Linked DNA regions of Homo sapiens: all the other regions are linked to region 3. Evidence: chromatin loops called from intact Hi-C (ENCODE). Cell type or tissue: ascending aorta. All regions are shown on one strand.

What was found. Peaks named below come from ENCODE experiments on the same cell type or tissue, not always from the same donor. Only the 100,000 strongest peaks of a DNase experiment are listed, where the experiment ranks them.
Region 1: a loop joins it to region 3, with 5 times the contacts of the local background. A loop is called at or near these places in 27 of 110 quality-filtered maps.
Region 2: a loop joins it to region 3, with 4 times the contacts of the local background. A loop is called at or near these places in 5 of 110 quality-filtered maps.

Annotation. Positions count from the first base shown.
Region 1 is chr18:9,617,637-9,622,636 of GRCh38, forward strand. PPP4R1-AS1 (PPP4R1 antisense RNA 1) reads left to right here. Exons shown (of 3, transcript NR_110773.1): 3 at 1,559-1,727. It also overlaps the pseudogene RNU6-903P. Among named protein-coding and RNA genes, the nearest start is that of PPP4R1-AS1, 5.3 kb to the left of the region's middle. In ascending aorta, no CTCF peak of the experiment used is centred here; a DNase peak (open chromatin) is centred at 2,625; H3K4me3 peaks cover 696 bases; H3K27ac peaks cover 802 bases.
Region 2 is chr18:9,822,401-9,827,400 of GRCh38, forward strand. All of the region lies in intron 5 of RAB31 (RAB31, member RAS oncogene family), which reads left to right. Among named protein-coding and RNA genes, the nearest start is that of TXNDC2, 61 kb to the right of the region's middle. In ascending aorta, no CTCF peak of the experiment used is centred here; a DNase peak (open chromatin) is centred at 2,211; H3K27ac peaks cover 3,068 bases.
Region 3 is chr18:9,769,158-9,774,157 of GRCh38, forward strand. The region is part of intron 1 of RAB31 (RAB31, member RAS oncogene family); the gene reads left to right. Among named protein-coding and RNA genes, the nearest start is that of RAB31, 63 kb to the left of the region's middle. RefSeq lists an enhancer at 2,208-2,257. In ascending aorta, a CTCF peak has its summit at 2,522; a DNase peak (open chromatin) is centred at 2,474; H3K27ac peaks cover 522 bases.

The DNA.
Region 1 (5,000 bases), 150 kb before region 3:
GTGCCTGGCCACAGTGACAATTTTTCTTAGCAGCCAATGAGCCTTGGAAATTAATGTGTCTGGCTTTTCAACCACAAACAAACATAAAAAAAAAATGGCGAAAACATCGCTAATAAACAAAACCCACCTGATGTTGCTTGCCACTATCATGTTTGTTAATTTTTGTATCGGTGATTGAACCATTCACTTTTTTCTTCAGAATTATCATTCCTGAAACTGAAAGTATATAAGGACAGCCCTATTATTTATTGTTTTAAATGATGAAAAGAGAAACAGTCTGAAAAATGGAGAAATACTTACATGATTAAAAATGATTTTTAAACAAATATTTATTTGCTTTTTTAAAATGAAATTTGCGTGTCATCTTTGCACAGGGGCCATGCTAATCTTCTCTGTATCAGTCTAATTTTAGTGCATGTGCTGCTGAAACGAGCACGTTAAACAAATTTTTACCATTCATTTCATTCATCTTTTTTGAAGCCAGATTGACAAAATGTCCCTCATAAACTCATTTTCAAATAAGAAGAACAATTTTTAGGCCATGTGTGGTGGCTCACGCCTGTAATCCCAGCACTTTGGGTGGCTGAGGTGGGCAGATCACCTGGCGTTGGGAGTTCGAGACCAGCCTGGCTAACATGACGAAACCCTGTCTCTACTAAAAATACAAAAAATTAGCTGGGCATGGTGGCACATGCCTGTAATCCCAGCTACTAGGGAGGCTGAGGCAGGAGAATCACTTGAACCGGGGAGGCAGAGGTTGCAGTGAGCCAAGATCATGCCACTGCACTCCAGTCCGGGACACAGAGTGAGAGTCTGTCTCAAAAAAAAAAAGGAACAATTTAAAAAAACTAATTGCCAGTCTCTTACCTAAAGCCTCCTATACATTTCTATACATTGTATAAAGGTAAGGACAGACGCAGTGGCTCACGCCTGTAATCCCACCACTTTGGGAGGCTGAGGCAGGCAGATCACAAGGTCAGGGGATCGAGACTATCCTGGCTAACAGTGAAACCCAGTCTCTACTAAAAATACAAAAAAATTAGCCAGGCATGGTGGCGGGCACCTGTAGTCCCAGCTACTCGGGAGGCTGAGCCAGGAGAATGGCGTGAACCCAGGAGGCAGAGCTTGCAGTGAGCCAAGATCGCGCCACTGCACTCCAGCCTGGGTGACAGAGCGAGACTGTCTCAAAAAAAAAAAAAAATTGTATATTTGTGAAATTTTACTTGTCCTCCTCTCTATGCTTCTTCTATCTCCCTTTAAAGCTCCCTGTCAAGGTGACATTCTGAATGTGAAGCCTTAGCCTTTCCTAGAGCTTTCATAGTTTTTCAAAGATACTTGATCTCTTTACTCACATCAGCTAAAGAGACATTTTCTCACACTGTGCTTAAGAAAGAAGAGAGAAAGAAAGAAGGGGAGGGAGGGAGGGAAGGAGGGAGGGAAAGAAAGGAAAAGAAAAGAAAAGAGAAGAAAAGAAAAGAAAAAAGAGAAGAAAAATACCTACAGAACTGAGCTCTATACAGAGTTACCCTGATTCAGGCTGTTCTTTCTACATTTACAGGAGCTGAACACTGCCCCGAGAATGCAACAGAACTTCAGCTCTGTCCCAAGGTCGTCAGCCACAGCTCCAAGTTTCTTAGCATCAGCTTTTTCTGAACAAAATAGTGCATCCTGCTGGAATCACTACTGTAAACTGAGTATAAAGGAAAATAAACCCTCTTTTTCTTATCCACTATGTTCCCTACTCCCGTGCTTTTCCCAGTGCTCCAGGTTAGTAGAGGCAAAAGAATTCCCCACTGATGAGGTACTACATCCTACACAATTTGTTCCACACATTTTAATTTCATTAAGAGAAAACAAAGATGTTTAAACAGTGAGCACTAAATGGATTAGAGTGGCAGTAGTAAATTTCCTTTGTGCCTTTCTCTTAGAATTTAGAAAGCTTTAGTTGCAATCCCATTCAAAGCAATATGGGAGAGGCTTCCACAATGCCTGGCACAGAGTACGTGTGGAGGAAATGCTTATCATTTTAGATGCTTATTATTTTAAATGTTTAAATGTTTATTATTCTGAATCTGAATGGATGAGTCAAGTTGAACCAGGAAATAAACCATAGCAAACCACATATTCAAACCCAGATAAGTTCAGTGGTTAACTGCCCTGACTCTAAGCTCCCTTCACACTAAGGCTGCTCTATGGTAATATGATTCAGAAGAAATTACTTCCATTCTCATTTCACTTCTCTGTAACTGTTTGTAACAAATTGCTTGTGTCTCTGGTCCTTGGTTCCTTCCTTTGGTGGGAAAAATATTAGCACAATGACACAATATAATTCCCAGACTAGATAGCTAATACATTTTCTAACTTTTTATTTAGAAACAATTACAGATTTACATGAAGTTTCAAATGATGTGCCAGGATGTCCTATGTCACTTTCACATCAGTTCCCCCAATGGTAATATTACCGTATATATGAAACATTTTTCAGAGCGTGTGCCAGGCATCATGTTAAGCGCTTTTTCTTTTTTTTTCTTTTTTTCTTTTTTTTTTTTTTTTCTGAGATGGAATCTCGCTCCATCACCCAGGCTGGAGTGCAGTTGCACAATCTCAGCTTGCTGCAATCTCAGCTTGCTGCAACCTCCGCCTCCCGGGTACAAGCGATTCTCCTGTCTCAGCCTCCTGAGTAGCTGGGACTACAGGCGCCCACCACCATACTCAGCTAATTTTTGTATATATATATATATATTTTTTTTTTTTTTTTGTACAGACGGGGTTTCACCATGTTGGCCAGGCTGGTCTCAAACTCCTGACCTCAAGTGATCCACCTGCCTCGGCCCCCCAAAGTGGTGGGATTACAGGTGTGAGCCACCGCGTCCAGCCTGTTAAGCACTTTTATGTGCTTTCTGATTATTTAAAACAGCCCTGTGAAGTAGAAATTGATATTACCATTTTAAAAATAAAGGAAATCGAAGCTCAGAAAGGTTGGGTATTTTGACAAAGATCAAAAAGCAAATGACCTGGCACAGTGGCTCACACCTGTAATCCCAGCACTTTGGGAGGCCGAGGTGGGTGGATCATTTGAGGCCAGGGGTTCGAGACCAGCCTGGCCAACATGGTGAAACCCTGTCTCTACTAAAAATACAAAAGTTAGCTGGGTGTGGTGGCACATGCCTGTAATCCCAGCTACTCGGGAGGCTGAGGCATTAGAATCTCTTGAACCCAGGAGGTGGAGTTTGCAGTGAGCCGAGATCACACCACTGCACTCTGGCCTGGGTGACAGAGTGAGACTGTCTCAAAAAAAAAAAAAAAAAAGAAAAGAAAGAAAGCAAGCAAGCAAGCAAATAGGGGAATTAGTATTCAAACACTGGAATCCTGATTCTAAATAATGGCAATAGCGTTTGCGTATCCTCACATTCATAGCTTTTCTGTCAAAATGGTCCTTCGTCAACTTCTTTCGCATTAAGAGAACTTCTAGTCTTTCAACATGTATGGTCTTGGTATAATCTCTAATTCCATCTAAGTTATCACTGTTCCCTGAGGATTTTGTCATTGAAACATTTTAGGAGTCACCTCTTCACTCCGTTTCTCACTCAATATCCTGACCAAGATATTAACCACTTCAAAACCATACTAATAACTTTTTAACTAGCCTGTTTCAATTATTCTGGCCAAGTATACAAAAATTATCTTTCTCATATAATATTTTGTTCATCACAATTCTGTGAAATTCCCAAGCAAGTGCCTTAACAGTGTCCTCTCACCAGCTGCCCTTGGCTTGAATGGCTGCAGTTTGCCACCATTTCATTATTCGGACAAATCATCCAGGTAGACAATCTTGAACTCAGGTGCCAACTCACTTCTCCCTCAAACGATGTTCTTGGTTTTTTAGGAGGTTTTGTTGTTGCTGCTGCTTGTAGGTATGTGGCAGGTGTTGGGAGGGGTGGAATTCTACATATTTTTTTTTTTTTGAGATGCGGTCTCACTTTGTTGCCCAGGCTAGTCTTGAACTGCTGGGTTCAAGCAATCCTCCCACTTTGGCCTCCCAAAGAGCTGGGATTACAGGTGTGAACCACCATGGCCGGCCGGAATTCTACATCTTTGTAACATTTATTCTTTTCTGAATTTTCCAATTACAAAAATACATGTTTTTGGAGTGCCCAGAAAAGTATAAAGAAAAAACTAAAATCTCCAAAAATTTAGAGATAATACCCCCAAACAGTTTATGTTTACCTATTTTTTAAAGCTTTCAAAGTCCTATATTTAAAAAAGTTTAGCCTAGGCCGGGCGCGGTGGCTCACGCCTGTAATCCCAGCACTTTGGGAGGCTGAGGTGGGCGGATCACGAGGTCAGGAGATTGAAACCACCCTGGCTAACATGGTGAAACCCCGTCTCTACTAAAAATGCAAAAAATTAGCCGGGCGTGATGGCGGGCGCCTGTAGTCCCAGCTACTCGGGAGGCTGAGGCAGGAGAATGGCATTAATCTGGGAGGCGAAGCTTGCAGTGAGCCAAGATCGCGCCACTGCACTCCAGCCTGGGCGACAGTGGGAGACTCCGTCTTGGGGGGAAAAAAGAAAAAAAAGTTTAGCCGGGCGTGGTGGCTCATGCCTGTAATCCCAGCACTTTGGGAGGCTGAGGAGGGTGGATCACCTAAGGTCAGGAGCTTGAGACCATCCTGACCAACATGGTGAAACCCTGTCTCTACTAAATAATAATAAAAAATTAGCCAGGTGTGGTGGCACATGCCTGTAATCTCAGCTACTTGGGAGGCTGAGGCAGGAGAATCTCTTGAACCTGGGAGGCAGAGGTTGCAGTGAGCCGAGATTGTGCCATTGCACTCCAGCCTGGGCAAAAAGAGCAAAACTCCGTTTAAAACAACAACAACAACAAAAAAAAACAAAAAACCCCAAAACTTTAAATAGCTTTATTGAGATATAAATTATAGACTATAAAATTTACCCATTTAGCTGGGCGAGGTGGCCAATGCCTGTAATCCCAACACTTT
Region 2 (5,000 bases), 53 kb after region 3:
AAGAGTTCTTAGACTTATCATTAAAAGCACGATTCATATAAGGAAATACTGATAAATTAGACACCCTTAAAATTTAAAAACTTAAAAATATTTGCTCTGTGAAATATTGAGGTGTGAAGAGGATGAAAGACAAGCTACAGACTAGGAGGAAATATTTGCAAACTATATATCTATAAGGGACTAGTATGTAGACTATATAAAGAACTCACAAAATTTACATGAAAAAATTTGAAAATGGCAAAAGACATAAACAGACATTTCACCTGAGAGAATAGGAAGATGGTGAGGAAGGATATAAGGCGACGTTCAATATCATCATCAAACCTATCAGAATGGCTAAAATAAAAATCAGCGACAACACCTAATGCTGGTGAGGATATGGAAAAACTGAGTCATCCATACGTTGCCGGTGTGAATGCAAAATGGCACAGCCACTCTGGAAAACAGTTTGGCAGTTTCTTATAAAACTAAACGTGCAGTTACCATATGGCCTGGCAATCACATTCACGGGCATTTATCCTGGAGAAATGAAAACTTATGTTCACACAAAACCTGCACATGAATATTCATAGACACGTTATTTGTAATAGTCCTAAACTGGGATCAGCCCAGATGTCCTTCAGTTACGAATGGCTAAACAAACTGTGGTGCATCCATACCATGGACTACTACTCAGCACTAAAAGGAGGCAAACTGCTGATACACACAGCTCGAAATGCATCTTCAGGGGAATTGTGCCGAGTGAATGAAGCCAGTCCCAAAGGTTTCACATTGCATGGTTCCATTTATATAACATTTTAGAAATAGAGGATAGATTACTGATTGCCAGGGCCTATCATAAGGGGAAGTAGGGGTGGGGGACGGGGAGGAAAGTGGGCATGGGTTTGAAAGAGCAACATAAGGGACCCTGTGGTGTCGGCACTGCTTGGTATCTTCTCTGTGGTGGTGGACACAGGAACCTACACAGGTGGTAAAATTGTATACAGCTTAACTCACATACATAAGTGCATACAAGTAAAACTGGAGAAATCTGAATAAGATAGAATGCATCAATGACAATGTCCTCTTTGTGATATTATACCATAGTTTTTCAAGATGTGACCATTTAGGGAAACTGGGCGAAGTGTATGAGAAATCGCTTGGTACTGTTTCTTACAACTGCATGTAAACGAATCTACGGTTATCTCAGTAAAAAATCTGATTAACAAAAAGTTGATTTAGATAAAAATAATAAATATTGGAACAGTCAGGTGAGGGTATGTGTGATACATATGCATTATATATATTATATACACATGGCAAAAATTACAAAGGGGGATGTATTTGACAAAAATTTTGTAAACACACTGGGCCAAATGATTAAATTAACCATCTCCAGCACACCTAAGGTACAAAAGATAAACAGGGTAACTGTATTAAAAATTCCCATTTAGGAAAGAGGGAAGGGGAAGACTGCTGCCTGGGTCTCTGCCCAGAATGTCTGTCTCCTGTGAGACAGGAATAGTCGGTAAGTGATAGGGCCTGGGAACCTAGTGGGCACCGGCTTGTTGACACGTTTCTATGGTGGGGGAATCGGTTCTTGGTCAGCAATCTGGCTGCTCCAGATTCTGCCTGCTGATATAACTTTTCTGGGGAGTTAGCCAAACCTCTAAACCCCAGACCTTATTCAGAGCTTGACCTTCTTTTACTCTAATCCCAAAGTACTTTGCTCTCCTGTAATTCCCAGAAAACTGTATTTGATTTTTAACTGAGGGTTGTAGCAGGACAGTATGTAGATATGTGTGTGTAGATATGTGTGGATGTAGATGTGTTTGTATGTGTGTGTGTATGTGTGTGTGTAGATGTATGTGTGTATGAGTGTGTGTGTAGATGTGTATGTAGATGTGTGTGTATGTGTGTGTAGATGTGTATGTGTGTGTAGATGTATGTGTGTATAAATGTGTGTGTAGATGTGTGTATAGGTGTGTGTGTGTAGATGTGTATGTGTGTGTGTAGATGTATGTGTATATGAGTGTGTGTAGATGTGTGTGTATGAGTGTGTGTGTAGATGTGTGTGTGTAGGTGTGTGTGTGTTGGTGGAACTGATCTCATCCAACACACTTTGGTTGTGTAAGCTTGTCAATTCTTGGAAGGAGCTCTGCCTGGCCTATTTTGAGAATTTGCTGGATGGAAATGGAATTCGCCCTCCAACCTTGGCTCAGCCCACTTAAGGCATTTGAGTGCAGAAGTACTTGGCAGAGATGCCTGTTCAGTGTGTTTCATCTTCTTGCATGTTCCAGAAGATGGTATAAAGGTCCGCCCCACTCCCAGAGTGGAAGGCATTCAGAGGCATCCGGTCAGGTACACTCAGGATTTTTAGCTTGGATTTTTTTCTAGGTTCCTGATCTTGGTGAGAGATTTTCCTATCTTGAACAACCCTAAACAAAATCTCCCCTGCTCAAATTATTGTGAAACTGAAGTAATGTATGGTCCCTCTGAATTTGAGGCATGAAAGCAAAGTGGAATGTGAGAAGACTGTCCTGGACTTGCACAGAGTAGGTGCTCAGGGGTGTAACCCCCCGTCCTTCCTGCCGCTCTTCTCCCTCCCCATGAATGTTCTGGTCACAGCTCCCAGGGGTGGAGAGTGTGCAGTTCCTGGTGGGGCAGGCCATTCTGTTCTCTCCACCATCTGCTGATGCTGGAGTTAGGCTTGCACAGTTGGGGACATTTAAGGGATTGTCAGAGTTGCAAGAAAATAAGAACCTCAAATGGATTGAATCCACAGGATCTGGGGTACCAGCTGACTTGCCTGGTCAAGATGGCAGGAGAACCTAGTCTGTGTGCGAGCTGGGGCTGGCAGCAAGTTTCTGAACAAGTAGCACATGGCATGGGGCTAATTCAAGGTCTGTGCTATTCTAGGACAGCAGATTGGCCTAGGGTCTAAATAGAAAAGAAAGCTTTGTCTCAGAAAGTCTGGAGAGCCCTACAGGACGCTGCATGTCCTTTTCCTGGGTCTGGTGGGAAAAACAGGGCAGTTGAGTCTTGCAAAGAAAAAAAGAGAAATAGGTTGTAACCTTGCCTCAGTGGTTTTAAAAGTTTCATGAATTCAAGAAACCATAGTGCACTTGTTAAAAATTCCAGTTCTAGGAACCAGGTCCAGAGATTTTGATTCAATAGGAAGAGGCAGGCAAGGGTATGTGCATTTTAAAAAGTGATCCTTTTACAAGTGGTCCAAGGGTCATTCTCGGAAAAGCATTGCTTTCGTCAGTAGGAGTTTATGGTAGAGAAGAATGAGGAAGTCCCAGAATCTATCCTGGCATCTGTACAGGTCTCTAACTGCAGGCTGCACTGTCTGGGCTTCTCTCTTGCCCTTCAGGCTTCCTGGAGAATGAAAACAATGACTCATCATCTTTCAGGATTCAAAAGTGTCACCCATTATCCTAAGCAAATTAATCCAGGAACAGAAAATCAAATACTGCATGTTCTTACTTATAAGGGGAAGTAAGCATTGGGCACTCACGGACATAAAGATGGAAACAGACACTGGGAGCTTCAGAGGCAGGAAGGAGTGGGGGACAGTTGCAAAACTTCCTCTTGTGCTCAGTACGTGGGTGACAGAATCAATTGTACCCCAAACCTCAGTGTCACCCCGCATACCCATGTAACAAACCTGCACACGTACCCCTCTGAATCTAAAATAAAAGTTGAAATTATTGGCTGGTCAGGGTGGCTCACACCTGTAATCCCAACATGTTGGGAGGCTGAGGTGGGCAGCTTACCTGAGGTTGGGAGTTCAAGACCAGCCTGGCCAACATGATGAAACCCCCCTCTACTAAAAATACAAAAATTAGCCAGGTGTGGTGGCACACGCCTGTAATCCCAGCTACTTGGGAGGCTGACACATGAGAATTGCTTGAACCCAGGAGGCAGAGGTTGCAGTGAGCTGAGATCGCACCACTGCATTCCAGCCTGGGTGACAGAGCGAGACATTGTCTCAAAATACAAACAAACAAACAAACAAAAAAGTTGAAATTATTTAAAAAAACACACACACAAAACACAAAAGTGACACCATTGGCCCTTCATCTTTAATCTCTTCCAAAGCATTTCCAGGGCCTCTCTGCCCCCTTTCACACCCCACATTCATAATCACCAGGAGAAGAGATGTGATTGGGTTCAAATTAATATGAGGCTACCCTATTTAGCTTGGATCTTTTTCTAGGTTCCTGATCTTGGTGAAAGATTTTCCTATTTTGAACAACCCTAAACAAATTCTTCCTCTGCTCAAATTATTGTGAAACTGAAGTAATGTATGATCCCTCTTCTGGATGGTTCGACTCCCTTATATCCAGCCTGTGCTTGGTTGCCTTTGGCTTGGGTAAGGGGTTAAGGGTACCTGGCTTTGGGACCTCTGTGAGAGGACCTGCAGGTATTTCAGGAACCATTTGCTTTAGGGCCATGTGGCCAGGATCCTCCGCGAAGGAGGGAAGGTCAGAGGAAGAAGAGCATATCCTATCCCACCCTGGCCCTTAAGCAAGAATCACTCCCTCACACTTCCTCTGACAAGCATGGGCAGCCTTGACCTATAGCTGCCATAATAAGTCATTCCTTGGGAGAAATTACTCCAACCCCATACATTCCGCATAGCAGGTTCTAGTTCTACATTTCTTCTGCTTGATCTTGTTTTCCTGATTTTGAATTCTTGGCTCTACACAAATCCCCTTTGACTCTTCCCAATTTGAAACTCTTTCAGGCTTTCCTGGTCATTTTTGGACATTGGCCTTCATTTCATGGCTTCTAATGGAACTGCTTTTCAAGCTCAGGGGTCTCCTGTTGGCATTTCCTTGAAATTCCACCTCTCACTGGTGTATTTAGGGCCACGAATGAATCAGAAGGATGAGGGAGGGATCAGGAAGTGCCGATGGGAGAAGACCCCTCAGACCTAGTTTATTTTATCTTACAAGTGGTAGCAGTGGGAAGTTACCCAACAACAGTGACGATGGGGGCTGGGTTGGGAAGTG
Region 3 (5,000 bases):
GGATTGTCTTGGCTATACGGGCTCTTTTTTTGTTCCATATGAAATTCAAAGTAATTTTTTCTAATTCTGTGAAGAAAGTCATTGGTAGCTTGATGGGGATAGCATTGAATCTATAAATTACTTTGGGCAGTATGACCATTTTCACGATATTGATTCTTCCTATCCATGAGCATGGAATGTTCTTCCATTTGTATGTGTCCTCTCTTATTTCGTTGAGTGGTGGTTTGTAGTTCTCTTTGAAGAGGTCCTTCACATCCCTTGTAAGTTGTATTTCTAGGCATTTTATTCTCTTTGCAGCAATTGTGAATGGGAGTTCATTCATGATTTGGCTCTCTATTATTGGTGTATAAAAATGCTTGTGATTTTTGCACATTGATTTTGTATCCTGAGACTTTGCTGAAGTTGCTTATCAGCTTAAGGAGATTTTTGAGCTGAGACAATGGGGTTTTCTAAATATGCAATCATGTCATCTGCAAACAGAGACAATTTGACTTCTTCTTTTCCTATTTGAATACCCTTTTTTTCTTTCTCTTGCCTGGTTGCCCTGGCTAGAATTTCCAATACTATGCTGAATAGGAGTGGTGAGAGAGGGCATCCTTGTGCCGGTTTTCAAAGGGAATGCTTCCAGCTTTTGCCCATTCAGTGTGATACTGGCTGTGGGTTTGTCATAAGTAGCTCTTATTATTTTGAGATACATTCCATCAATACCTAGTTTATTGAGAGTTTTTAGCATGAAGTCGTGTTGAATTTTATCAAAGGCCTTTTCTGCATCTATTGAGATAATCATGTCATGTAGTTTTTGTGATTGGTTTTGTTTATGTGATGGATTACGATTATTGATTTGCATATGTTGAACCAGCCTTGCGTCCCGGGGATAAAGCCAACTTGATTGTGGTGGATAAGCTTTTTGACATGCTGCTGGATTCAGTTTGCCAGTATTTTATTGAGGATTTTTGCGTTGGTGTTCATCAGGGATATGGGCCTGAAATTTTCTTTTTTTGTTGTGTCTCTGCCAGGTTTTGGTATCAGGATGATGCTGGCCTCATAAAATGAGTTAGGGAGGAGTCCCTCTTTTCTATTGTTTGGAATAGTTTCAAAAGGAATGTTAGCAGCTCCTCCTTGTAGTGGGAGGTATCATTCTTAATCTGGAGGGATAGGAAGCTTGAAGGCCGTTGCAGGAGTCCAGGAATGAATCAAGTGTTAGTGCTTGGTTTTCACAGATTGGTGGTGCCTAGCGTTTTGTGTGGCAGCAGCCAAAACTTTGTGGTTCCTGATTTCATAATTATAGATTTACATGTGATTAATAAGTGTGACAATTCAAACAGCAGGGGTTGTCATTTCAGAATAAGTGGTTGTTCTCAGAGAGGAATCTCATATGAGGGATCCATTTCCCAGGAAGTAGATGGAACCAATTGCTGGGCATGAGTACGTCTCTGATATCGACTATACAAATGATTATACAATGAAACACTATCTGGCCCACAGGTAGGGTTTTACTGTACTTTATTTCAGGTTCTGGAGTCAGAATCGGGTTTATTCTAATGTCTCCCCGGCAGTCAATAATTTGAGCCCCTTTCATTACTGTTAAGGCTGCAGCGGCTATCTTCAGAGCCTGTCAGGCTATGAGTAACTTGAGCTATGCAACGTGAAACCAGAAAGCACTAGTAAAGTACTTGTGAGTTCTAGAAATTTGACTTTTTTTTTTTTTTTTTTTGAGAAATTTAGGCCAGTGTGGTGACTCAAGCCTATAACCCCAGCACTTTGGGAGGCTGAGGCCGGAGGATCATTTGAGCCTGGGAGTTTGCGTTAGCCTGCCCCACATAGCAAGACCTTGTCTCTGCAAAAAAACCCCTAACATTTAAAAATAGCAGGGTGTGGCGGTGCACACCTGTAGTCTCGGCTACTGGAGAGGCTGAAGCGAGAGGATCACTTGAGCTCAGGAGTTCGAGGCTGCAGTGAGCTATGATTGCACCACTGCATTCCAGCCTGGGTGACAGAGCAAGACCCTCTCTCTTAAAAAAATAAAGGAAAAATGTACACTTAGCAGGGAAGTTGATTTAACCTAGTGAGAGCCTTAAGAGGTTTTGACTAGGACTCAAAAGAGTTTGGTTCTGACTCTACCAACCAGCTATGTGACCTTGAGGAAGTCACACTGTTTCCTCTTTACCAAAACGAGGGGACTGGACAAGACGGCCTGTGGTATTCTCAGAATCTTACGAAATGGAATAATATATACATAGATGGGTTTCCGTCAGTGTGGCCCTAAAGACAGGCCTCTCTGATCCTGTCTCTCTCTTCCAAGGCTCCTTCTTCACCCAGTAGGCTTCATTCTCTTTTCTGAGTCCTACCTCTGTGTCTTCACATGCGACAGCCACTATTACCCTGGCACTTTCCTTGTGTGTGTGTCACAGCCCTAGCGAGTTTCCTGCGGGGAAGGGCATTCCCAGCGCGGAGTGACTCCTTAGCCTGGCTCCTGGCCTGTCCTCAGCAAACCGCGGGTAGGGTGTGCCCCTGGTGGCCAGCCGAGGAACAGCAGTCGCCCCTGGAGGTCGGGAACTGCATCCACTTGAGCGGTCCCAAGCCACGGGTCAGAGAGGATTCGATGGTGGTGTTCTTTGCAGAAATGTTTCCCTTTCTGAGACAAACTAAAACTTTGTCTATCCTTTCGTCCTGTTATTTCTTTCCTATCAAGTGTGTAAGAATGTACATTTGACAGTGCATTCTAAAAGAGGTGAGAGTTAAAATGTTTCAAAATAAAGAGACAGTGACTTTGTTGTTTGAAAAATCAGTGCTTATATCTAAATTTGAGCAGACTTGCTGCTGTAACTCTTCAGACAAGTTGGCGTTGACGCTTGAGCCCTTTGTAGAGGATGATGAGTAAAGCTGAACATTGAGCATTGTCAAGTGACTTCTTCCCTTTTCCGCCTTCAAGGGCGTTTTGGGGCTGGCCTTGCAGGATTGATTTGTTGGCTGCTTTGAGACTTGTGTCCATTGTTTTGAGCACATCCCTTGGGAGAGTAAATGATAGATTCCAAAGGGGTGCTTTTCAGACCAGCGCCCCCACCGAGAAGATGCACCCTCAGCCCTGTGCCCCAGGGGCACGTGAGGGAACTGAGCAAGCACCTGCAGCCTAAGGAGGAAGGCCCCGGGGCACACAGAAACCAGGCGAGGTTTGTCACTGGGTGATAGGGTAAGCCTGGGTATCAAGGAATGAAAAAAAGGAGCAAATCGAGGAGTTGTCTCCTGAGCTCAGAGGGGCCACAGGTGGGGCAGCCCCATCACCACTGTGTGCTGGTCCTCCTGCCGTGTGCCTGGCCCTGCTTAAGAACTCCTGGAGGCCAGGGAGGGTGGAATGGTATCTCCCCGCCAATGGGGTCTAGCCTGCTGTTGGCATGGGAAAGGGAGGGTTTGGGGAATGCCTGTTGGGCGAGTGAAGAATGAGTGAATGAACGATTGAATGGAATAGCCCTGAGAAGGAGAATTCCTAAACTGTGATGGAGAAAGGTAGAAATGAGCGTGGTCGGTGTTGGGGAGAGGTCCCCACCCTGCCTCCTTGGCAGTTTGTAGGAATCAGCTGGCCTCATGAAAGTGTGCTGCCTGCTGTAAGGGGCAATTTCCTAATCTTCAAGGGCAGGGCAGGGCAGGCTGTCACAGTTCCTCAGTGTCCAGTTTCTTGGGGGCTACGTGGGCTACAGTCTGGCAAGGATTTGCTCCTCCACAGGGGGTCTTAAGAACAACTGAGATGAAAAGAGTTGTGGTTTGGGGGACTGCGAGGGAACATGAGCCAGAATCCATACTTGAGGTGCAGCTCAGAAATAGCAGCGGCATCAATTGGCATCTCAGGAGCTGATGTTTTGATTCTGCCGTCACCTCTTTGAACTCTGTGCATCGATTTGCACGATGCAGATAAACAGCAGCTTTGGTGCTGTGTTTGTTAGGGCTCAGGGTCAGTGCAGGCTGCTCTCCTTGGGAGGCGAGACCTTCTGGAGAGGGGTTTTCTGATGAGTATTAAAAGCCAAGTCCCCTGTTGCCCCAGGTTTGCTGGAATTGTCCCCCAAACACAGGGCTGAGAAGGAGTAAAAATAATTCAGATTGCCAACTGGTATTTCAAATCCCACTTCATATTTCAGTGTCTGAAGAAAACCACATTTCTCTGAATTTCAACATTTCATCCTTGATCTTTTGGCTTTCAAATTTATACCTTTAATGTAAGAGAACTGAATCAGCTATTTTTTCATTCTCTCGATAAATCACTTGTTCCCGTTTTGTGTATAGTTTTCAGAACGCCTCCACGATCCTTCCAGTAGGAACATGTTGGCAACGGCGATCGGTGTTGATAAAGCCTTGGGTCCTGTGTCCTCTGCCCTTCCTGCCTGTCTCAGAACAGCAGCCATTAACAATTGAGGGCAGATGCTTTTTTCTACTTTCTTCTACTTTTGGGGCAACTTCCTGACTTTATTTTCTAACTCCTCCATGAAATTTTAATTTCTGCCATCATATTTTTAATATATATATTTTTTGAGACAGAATCTCACTCTGTCACCCAGGCTGAGTGCAGTGGCACAATCATAGCTCACTGCACCCTTGAATTCCCGGGCTCAAGCCATCTTCCTGCCTCAGCCTCCCAAGTAGCTGGGACTACAGGCCCATGTCGCCACACCCGGCTAATTTTTACATTTTTTTGTAGAGTCAGGGGTCTTGCTATGTTGCCCAGGCTGGCCTTGAACTCCTGGCCTCAAGTGTTCATCCTGCTTTGGCCTCCCAAAGTGCTAGGATTACTGGTGTGAGCCACTACACCTAGCCATATTTTAAATTTCTAAGAGGTTGGTTGTATTCTCAACGATCTTTTAAAATAACATCCTGCTGTTTTGTGTGTGTGTGTGTGTGGAGGGGAGCATATAAATGTCAGGTATTTCTTAGTGAGTGATTATATTGAAAAAGTTAAAAATGTAAGTTGAAAGCTCTGTTTGTATTGGGGCTTGTCAACTGCTGCACACATG